2 separate regions of the Homo sapiens genome follow, and region 2 is linked to region 1. Evidence: chromatin contacts called from ENCODE Hi-C or POLR2A ChIA-PET data. All regions are on one chromosome and are shown on one strand. Each heading gives the region's core, a stretch centred on a gene start or an enhancer-like site at or near the end of the contact. The rest is flanking DNA. Distances are from core to core; before and after follow the strand shown. Region 1 has its middle 27 kb from the start of LYRM9. Region 2 overlaps LINC01992 (long intergenic non-protein coding RNA 1992).

Region 1 (4,970 bases), core at 1,172-3,671:
TAAATGTTGGTGTTCTCAGGGTCTAGTAGCACAGGGAAACTTCTCATTCTACATTAAAGGCCTCACATTAGTGGCCTACACCAGACCTGTTTTGCTTGGCCCCCATAGTGTTTAAATAACGTTTACTATGAAAGTCTTTCAAGAAGGCAGATATTATTTTGAATTCTCACTGCACTAACCACCACTCTTTATAGTTCTGATTTGAGCTACTTCACTCATCTGAATTATTTTCTTGGTCCCTGAAAGCAACTTAGTTTGCAAACTTTTCTCTAATGTTTTCCTCCAGTGATGTCATTCTATTCCACAGGCTCAATTGCACATTGCTGACCCCTTCCAGATTCAAATCTTTAGTTTCCTCCTTTCTCTGATGCTCCAGACCTATATTTTTAACCCTTTGCTGGACATCTCCATTTGGACATTTCATGGACTTCTCACATGCATCATGTCCACATGAACTCACCATCTTTCCCTCCAGGCCTGGCCCTTTCCTGCACTCACTGTTGTGGTGAATGGCATCCCTATCCCTGCAGGCTCTCAAGCTTGGTGTCAGCCTCCATTCCCTTACCTTCTATATCTAATAGGTCATCTGATATCACTGCTTCCCTCCCCTATATATTTTCCCAATTGATCTCTTCTTCTCCATTGCTATTGCCATTGTCTTAATTTCTCTTCTTCTCTTGCTTGGATCATTCTTCATTCCACAAATATTTATCAAGTGCCTACTATGTGTTGGGCAATGTTCTAGGCACCAGGGTGAGAACAAGAGGCATAAAATTAACACGTCAACAAATACATACCCAAGAGAGCTTTAGGTAGTCATCAGTGTTGAAGACTAACTGGGCAGGGGGTTGAGAACAGGGCTATCTGAGATTGGGTAGTCAGAAAAGGCTTCTTGGAGGAGGTGATTTTTGAGCTGACACTTGAATAACATTGACAAGGAGTGAGCCCCTCAGAGGTCTAAGTGCAGAGTTCTCCAGGAAGGGGAAAAGCAGGCACACGAGACTGAAGGCAGGAGAGAACTCAGAGCGTTTGAAGGACAGCGAGATGGCCGTTGTGGCTGGAGCAGAGGGAGTGAAGGGAGAGGTAGAGCAGGGGCCAGATCACAGAGGTTGCACAGAACCTCACAGTCCATAGGAAGTGTTTTGCATTTTTATTCTTGGAAAGTTTTGAGCAAGGACGTGATCTGCCCTGATTGATATTATCAAAGGACACTCAGGGCCGGGCATGGAGACTCATGCCTGTAATTCCAGCACTTTGGGAGGCCAAGGCAGGAAGATTGCTTGAGCTCAGGAGTTCAAGACCAGCCTGGGCAATATAGTGAGAGCCTGTCTCTACTCTATTTTCATATAAATAAATAAATAAATAAATAAATAAATAAATAATTTACAAAGACCACTCAGGCTGCCGTGTGAAGAATCAACAGTAGGAGGTCAGAGAGATAGGCTGGAAATGTTTTAGACTGTCACAGCCAAAGTCAAACATTCAAGTGCAAGTAATTTATTGGGAAACACCAGTAAAGACATAGGAAAGTGGGACAGGGAAGGAAAAGCAGCCATTAAGACATGCATTATCAAGCAAGTTACCACTGTGGTCAACTGTAGCTTAGTTTTCCTGGGGAACCTTGAAGGCCCATGTAGAAATGTTCCTTCAATTGACCTTGTCCTAGGGATGAGGAAGGTGGGGTATTTACAGCAACTCCTTCAGTCATTGGCTGGGGGCTGCTGCTGGGGCAGCTAGAGGGGCTGTGAATTCTCCTGCATCCTGCTGTGTGAAGAGGGGGTGGGGTCCCGTCACCACAGAAAGCCCACAGGCAGAGAGATATAGACATGGCCTGCAGTGGGAAGGCCTGGGAGAGGTGGTGAGCATGGCAGAGGGTACTGCAGCCATCTGGGCACACGGCACCTTGCCTGGGTGCATGGGAGGCAGGTGGTGCATGGAGAGGCAATCAGTGCCGAAGCATGTGTTCGTCGGGGCCACAGCAGCCATTTGTGAGGCCATCCCTTTAGAATCCCTCTGGATGCCTGGAAGTGACTGGAAGGTGGGGCAGGAGTATCTGCAGGGGCCTTGTGGCTCTGAAGGAGTTGACAGGGATAAGAACCAATGAATGAAATGTGTGTGACGATTATTCATACGCTGCATTTTTTTTCCCATCTTCAGGCCTGGGAGTTGCATTTTGATTCTGTTCCTCTCTGTGACTGGCCTGTCTGTCATGCTCAGACCACACCATCATACCCAGTATGGATTTCTGAACACAGACTCCAATTCACCTCCCCAACTTCTGACCTTAGCTCAGTCCTCTGAACCCAAAGTCCCATGTGTGTCCCTGCAGACACCCCATTTCTCTATCATCTGACCCAGTCGTGACCTGCTAGCACATTGCCCTGTCTGCCTCATCTTGCCAGCCTGGCATAACTCCCAGAAAGGCTGCCCTTGGCTTGTCCTATTTTCTTTCTCTCCCTAATTTGACACTGACATTGACAGATAAAGACAAGGGAGACAGCCAAACCCCAGGGCGTAACCGGTAGATATCACTCAAACACTACCAAATTAATCCTCAGGATCTGGGATCATGCCTGTCTGAAATGTTAATCTCCACCACTTGGTACAGAATAGAGAATGACTTTTGAAATTGCCTTGTAGAGGAGCCATTGCCCAACCAGAAGATCCCAATCTCTAGACCCGGGGGCCCCGTTTCTGGGGAGGATAGAAAAAATTTGATATCAAGAAGGAGCAAGGAAAGATGGAAGGAAAACATCAAGCTCTAGCAAGTTTAGATTTGTGTACATCACAGTTTTACCCTAGCATGCATGGCCCATGGCCTGTTTGAGATGTTCCTTATTACAAGAGGAAGTCACACCTGGGGGTGTCTTCCTATATGTTTATGATCCCATACCTGTTACATTGGAATTATTTTCCACCCAAATAAAAGCAGTCACAGTTAGAAATTCCTTGACTCTTAATTTTATTTTATTAATTTTTTATTTTTTAATTTTTTTTTCACTTTTCAAGACGGGGTCTCACTCTGTTGTTGCCCAGGCTGGAGTACAGTGGTGCAATCATGGCTCACTACAGCCTCGACCTCCTGAGCTCAAGCAATCCTCCCACCTCAGCCTTCCCAGTAGCTGGGACTACAGGCAAGTGCCACCATGCCCGGCTAATTTTTGTATTCTTTTTATTTTATTTTTTTTGAGACAGAGTTTTGCTGTTGTACAGGATGGAGTGCAGTGGCGTGATCTTGGGTCACTGCAACCTCCACCTCCCAGGTTCAAGCGATTCTCCTGCCTCAGCCTCCTGAGTAGCTGGGATTAGCCAGGCGCCCGCCACTGTGCCTGGCTAATTTTTGTATTTTTAGTAGAGACAGGGTTTCATTATGTTGGCCAAGCTGGTCTCAACTCCTGAGCTCAGGTGATCCACCTGCCTCAGCCTCCCAAAGTGCTGGGATTACAGGCGTGAGCCACCGTGCCCTGCCTAATTTTTGCATTTTTTGTAGAGATGAGGTTTTGCCATGTTGTCCAGGCTGGTCTCAAACTCCTGGACTCAAGTGATCAGCCTGCCTTGGCCTCCCAAAGTGCTAGGATTATAGGCATGAGCCACTGCACCTGGCCGGATTTTAAACATTATCATGGCACTCTATTTTACTGAATATTAAATTTCCAGCATGGTTTTGAAAAGGAAAAAAGAACACCTGCTGTGGGAGAGGATTCCCGCTAACTGCAAACTGATATGGGAGCTGCCTGAATGCTGTTAGGTGGCCGTAGTGTAAGTAGGATTTGGGGGCCCCTAAGAGAGCTAGTGGACACAAGGGGGCATCCCTGGAGTTCTGGACTTGACCAAAATTGGGCAACTTCCCACTTGCTGGCTGCCTGCCCTGAGCAGTAATGACTGGCCTTGGGAGAAGCACCCGTGGTCTTACGGCCTCCTTTTATTCTCATGTATTTTTCTAACAAGCCTTGTCTAAACGCAAATGTGATTCCAGCTTTTTGATTAGAATATTATATAGTCATCCATTCCAGGAAAACCACAATTAGCACATGATTTTATTTCTGACTTGCTGTTTCTTTGTTTGGAAAGTTCGTTAGTTGTACGACGCTCCTGATAGAAGTGCGTAGAAGCAGCCATTCTTTGTGTGTGGGGAGGGACCTCCGCCAAGTTTTCTTAGATGGAAAGGTGTTGGCTTTTTCTTATCATGGGGAGATGGTGGAGTAGAGGGGGGAGTGTGGTGGGGGTGTGATATTCTACCCTAAAATATTTTTCAAAAATATACTGGCAACTAAATCTGGCCATGTTTGTGGGATTGGGTGGAGTTTTCCTTAAAGTGATAGGGCAGGGCACACTTTATCTCAAGGTTTTAACTGGAGTTGACACTTGGGAAGACATTCTCTTGGGTAATACATGCTGCAGAGACCACTCATGGGCAGCCTGATTCAGAGAGGCAGTTACTTGCCTACTGGCATACCACAGGCTGGCTGTGTGACCTTCGGCAATTTACTTAACCTCTCTGGATCACTATTTCCTCATCTAAATAAGATTACCTAACTCTTAGGGTAGTTGGGGGATTAAATAAAATCAGTAAATATCAGTTAATATTTATAAAGTGCTTAGGATAGAGCCTGGTTTCCAGCACATTGCATGAATGCTATTATATTATCCTTTCCTGCCTCTGCTAACAGAAAATGCCTTTCTAACAAACGCTTGTTAGAAAAGAGTCTACTGCCTATTGCGTTCCTATAAATGGCAGGCACTGTGCTAAGTACTTTATAAGCATTTAGCTTGTTTAATACTCAAGGATACAAAGTAGTGTTATGATCTCTGTGACGGTTAGTTTTCTTAGTCAACTCTGTTAGGCTATAGTACCTAGTTATGTAATCAAACATGAATCTAGGTGTTGCTGTGAAAGCATTTTGTAGACATGGTTACCATCTACAAGTCAGTTGACTTCAAGTAAAAGATTTCAGATTTACTGGCCCCCT
Region 2 (4,970 bases), core at 1,615-4,114, 48 kb before region 1:
ACCAAAAAAAGGCTAAGAATTCTTGATGTAGAGGAAGAAGACAGGCCATCTCCTGCAGTGACTCTCTCTTTTTTTTTTTTTTTTTTTTTTTTTTGAGAAGGAGTTTTGCTCTTGCTGCCCAGGCTGGAGTGCAATGGCACGATCTCAGCTCACTGCAACCTCCGCCTCCTGGGTTCAAGCAATTCTCCTGCCTCAGCCTCCCAAGTAGCTGGGACTACAGACATGCACGACCACGCCCAGCTAATTTTGTATTTTTAGTAGAAATGGGCTTTCTCCAGGTTGGTCAGTCTGGTCTCAAACTCCTGACCTCAGCCTCCCAAAGCGCTGGGATCATAGGCATGAGCCACCACACCCGGCCTTCTTTTTTTTTTTTTTTTTTTGAGACAGGGTCTCACTGTGTCACCCAGGTGGCTGGAGTGCAGTGATGTGGATCTTGGCTCATTGCAGCCTCAACCTCCTGGGCTCAAGCGATCCTCCTACCTCAGTCTTCCGAGTAGTTGGGACCAGAGGTGTGTGTCACCACACCTGGCTAATTTTTTAATTTTGTTGTGATGGTGTTTTGCCTTGTTGCCCAGGCTGGTCTTGAACTCCTAGGCTCAAGCAATTCTCCTGCCTCGGCCTCCCAAAGTGCTGAGATTACCGGCATGATCTACTCACCACACCTGGTCTCCTCCAGTGACTCTCTCTTAAGAGACAAGAAATGTCATAACTCATTGGCCAGAATTGGGTCACATGACATTCTTGAGCCAATCATTGTGAAGAAAAATGAGATATATATTCCCCTTCCCCCAGCCCAATCAGTGTGGCAAGGTCAGCTTTCCCTGAGGCATGGGGCTATTTGGGTGAGGGTGGATATCCGAAGACATTGGGGTTCTGTTAGGAAAGAGGAAAGGGAGGCTAGGGAGATAGTCCCTCAGGTGCTATGGGTTAGGAATTGCTCAGGAGTCTGCTTCACCTCCTGCCACATTTAAGAAGGATAAGAATAAGACAGAAGGAACAGCATGTTTTTATGCAAGAGCTTGGGGACAGTAAGGAGGCAGGAGGGGCTTTTTGCCTCTTCAGAAAGTTTTCTAGAGGAAGATATGCATTAGCTGATTCTTGGAGAATGCGTAGGACTTAGCCAGGAGAAAGAAGATGAAAAATTGTTCCAGAATGTGGAAATAGTATGTGCAAGGACTAGAGGCATGAAAGAGCATGGCGTGTCCTGAGAACTAGTAGTAGTTTAGTATTTGGTAAGAGAAGGGGAGAGTGGTGAGAAAAGAGGCTGGGGGAGGTGGCCTGGGAGCCAACATGAAAGACCTTGGGTACCAAGGTTGGGGTTAGAATTTTATCCTGGTGAACACAAGTGGTTTCTGAGGGGTTTTAAGTACAGCAGTGACATGATTCTATTTGTTTTTCAGAAAGGTCATTGTGGCACCGTAGTGTGGAGAATAGACAGAGGGGAGCAAGACTAAAAGCAAGGGAGACACTTAGGCTCTTGTTCAACCAGGGGAAAGAAGACGGTGGTCTGAACAAAAGTGATGGCAGTGAAGCTGGAGAAAAGAGGGTGACAGAGCTTAAGAGACTGATTGAATACGGCATGGGGGTGGTGATGAGGGAAATGGGTAAGTCCCAGATAACCCCCATATTTGTGACTTGAGCCAGTGGCAGATGGTGGAACCATTCACTGAATAGGAGACAGGAGGAGATGCAGTTGGGGGCGAGGAGAGGTCAGAGCAGATGATAAGATCATAGGTTCAGAATTGGACAGATTGTGATATAATTTTGGCTGCCTTTTGTCTTGGTGTTCCCATTTCTTGTATTTCCCCTGAAAGTTCAGAATGGCCACAACTTTTCCATGAGAACCCTGAGGCTGGGGGCCTGAGAGCCCCAAGATCTCTGTGGAAATAGGAAGATGTGGTGGCGAAGGAATGGCACACAGTGATGTAATTTTTGGTCCGCTCCCCCAAAGGCTTCCATGAAAACAGTAAAACTGCTCATGCTGTCTCCTAGCATCCCAGCAAATGGAAGCTTTGGAGGAAAACTAAGTTGTGTTATAATTATAATACAACTTAGTATTATAATATAATTATAATAAGGTGTCAAAGACCTTATTGTTTTTGGTCCTGTTCATACAGTGAAACCAAACTCAGCAGAATTCAGGGACTTTTGAATAGATTTGGAGAGTGACTCTGAGCCAGGTGCCTGCCACTTTGCAGAGTAAATTATCAAGGCAGTAAGAGGATGAAACTTCAGCCTGGGGAAATGGTTAATTGCTTTGCCCTCTAGTTATTATTTTGGTCCTAGCTTACTGTAGAGTATAGCATTTCAAGCAAAGGGCTATAAATTTCATGGTAAGGGGCATCTATTCAGGGGTGCAGTGGAGATGGGAAACGCAAGCAGTCATTGATACCAACCTTGATCATCAATCATGGAAAATGAGTGTCTTTTTCAGGCAATGCTGTCTAATACCCCTTGCATTTTGGTTTTTCCTGTGTTTTCGACTCCCCCCATTCACATAAACCTATATGTACCCAACAATAAAATATACACACATGTGGACTCAATCAGCAATGCCTTAGGCTGGCCGTGGTTTTAGATACCTTTGTGCATACAGGATCCTTAGTCAAGGACAATACCAGGTCCTTTAAAAAGAGGCTCGAGAAAGCAAATTTCAAGAGGAAGTAGAAGGCTGTATTGATTTCACAGGCACTTCCACATCCACCTCACCCTGTCCTAGGCCCCTTGCATCCATAACTATTTCTTGATCTCTTGTCCTGGGCTTTGTGCTAGGCCAAATGTCCTTAGGAGCTGACAAGCAAAGGCTCTTGGCATTCACATGACTTTGGCTGTTGCGGGTGGAGGCGGCCGCAGTTGCTGCTGCTGCTTTGGGTGTTACCTGGGTGGGTGGGGTGGCAGAGAGACAGGTGGGTTCTTTCACACGCCGTACATTTGTGAAGGCGTTTTGTGCTTGGGAGCTGTTTGTTTCTTTGCCTTGCAAGCTGTTGGATGCCTCTGCTCAAGCAAAGGCTGATTCCCCAGCACATGGCCCTGCTAAGTGCTGCTTTGGGAAGTACTTTGCTTTCCAGCTGGGCTTGTCACCCCAGCTCTCTCTATCTAGCATGTCCTCTCTGGCAGGAAGCAGGCGTGCAGCTTTCTGGGCTGTTCTGATGGGAGCCCAGGGAGGCAGAGAGTGCCTGAAGATAAGGAATCAAGTCAAGCGAGGTCAGCTTTGGGCTGGGTTGGCAGTTGGCTGCAGGCTCCAGGGGTTAGATGGGCCCCTGCCAGTAATAGGAGTGTAATCTCTGATCCATGGGCCCAAGCTGCATGCTGCTGACCTTGTTGGTACCACCTATGGAGTGGGTGGTTATAGCTGGCAGGCTGGTGATCTGCAGACACACCTGGCCCAATTCAGGCAAGGGTAGAGATACCAAAACAGTGTTTCCCAAACTCTATTCCACAGAACATTGACTCCACGGAAACTAAAAAGGATAAAAGGGTTCAGGGATTATATAAACTGGAGAAACATTGATATAGATAAAGGCAAACAGATCTCTTTACTGAAAGATACTTAAAATCCTCATACTAAAAATGTGCTAACCACACTTTGGGAGGCCGAGACAGGCAGATCACGAGGTCAGGAGATCAAGACCATCCTGGCTAACACGGTGAAATCCCGTCTCTACTAAAAATACAAAAAAATTAGCCGGGTGTGGTTGTGGGTGCCTGTAGTCCCAGCTACACGGGAGGCTGAGGCAGGAGAATGGTGTGAACCCGGGAAGCGGAGCTTGCGGTGAGCCGAGATCACGCCACTGCATTCCAGCCTGGGCGACAGTGAGACTCCATCTCAAAAAAAAAAAAAAAAATTGCTAACGAGTGTTATAAATCTTTAGATAGGAATCAGAATATATAATGTTTCCCAAACCTGTTGGACTGTGGAACCCTTCTTTTGGTGTAACAAAAGAAGGTTGGGGGGAGGGTTCCATAGAACACACTTTGGGAAACACTGTCTGATTCTCTCTTGCATGCCGAGTTTATGTGACCAGGTTGAGTGCTCAGATCCTGGTACCAGGATGTTGGAGTTTGAATCTGGCTATTCATGGGGCTACTCTAAGCCTTTACCTTTGGTGTTTCTTGCAACACCAATCACTGCATATGTCACAGAGAGTCCTTTAGGGACCCAGACCTGCTGTTATTAAAATAAGACCTCACCGAGGCAGGAGGATTGCTTGAGTCCAGGAATTCAGTACTAGCTTCAGCAACATAGGGAGATCTTGCCTCTACAAAACCCAAATCAAATCAAATCAAATCAAAACACACAAAAAACAAGACTTAGTTCTTAGTAATCCCCGCACTTTGGGAGGCTGAGGCAGGTGGATCACCTGAGGTCAGGAGTTCGAGACCAGCCTAACCAACATGGAGAAACCCCATCTCTACTAAAAATACAAAATTAGCCAGGTGTGGTGGCGCATACCTGTAATCCCAGCTACTCAGGAGGCTGAGGCAGGAGAATCACTTAAACCTGGGAGGCGGAGGTTGCGGTGAGCCGAGGTTGCGCCATTGCACTCCAGCCTGGGCACAAGAACGAAACTCCGTCTCAAAAAAAAAACAAAACAAAACTGGGTTCTAAAGTTCGCTAGACCTCATCTAAATCCCAGTGTGGCTGTTCATTGGATGTGGAATCCAGGTAAGTTTCATAACCATTCTGAGGCTCAGTTTCTGGGTCTATAAAATGGGGTTAATAATAGTATTCCAGCCTGGGCAACATAGGGAGAACCCATCTCTGCACAAAAAAAAAAAAAAAAAAAAAGTAACCAGGCATGGTAGTGCACACCTGTAGTCTCAGCTACTCAGGAGGCTGAGGCAGGAGGATCTCTTGAGCTGGGGAGGTGGAGGCTGCAGTGAGCTGTGTTAGTGCCAATACACTTCAGCCTGGGTAACAGAGCAAGACCCTATGTTAAAATATATACGTGGCAGGGCACAGTGATTCA

What was found. Hi-C counts contacts between places; a loop is a spot of excess contacts on that map. ChIA-PET counts read pairs that join two places held with the same protein, here RNA polymerase II (POLR2A). Pooled maps may share reads with other maps.
Region 2: a map of heart left ventricle shows a loop between it and region 1 (5-fold over the local background). The contact joins two enhancer-like sites. A Hi-C loop is called at or near these places in 8 of 168 maps with a recorded cell type or tissue (A673, aorta, body of pancreas and 4 more) and 1 of 50 pooled maps. POLR2A ChIA-PET finds 5 or more read pairs at or near these places in 3 of 52 experiments (BJ, Panc1 and WTC11).

What each region holds. Positions count from the first base shown.
Region 1 is chr17:27,918,195-27,923,164 of GRCh38, reverse strand. No RefSeq gene overlaps it. Among named protein-coding and RNA genes, the nearest start is that of LYRM9, 27 kb to the right of the region's middle. Within about 2 kb of position 2,421, at least 2 of the 41 ENCODE cell types and tissues checked have a DNase peak (open chromatin) inside an H3K27ac peak, as active enhancers do.
Region 2 is chr17:27,966,570-27,971,539 of GRCh38, reverse strand. The region is part of intron 2 of LINC01992 (long intergenic non-protein coding RNA 1992); the gene reads left to right. Among named protein-coding and RNA genes, the nearest start is that of LINC01992, 23 kb to the left of the region's middle. Within about 2 kb of position 2,864, at least 3 of the 41 ENCODE cell types and tissues checked have a DNase peak (open chromatin) inside an H3K27ac peak, as active enhancers do.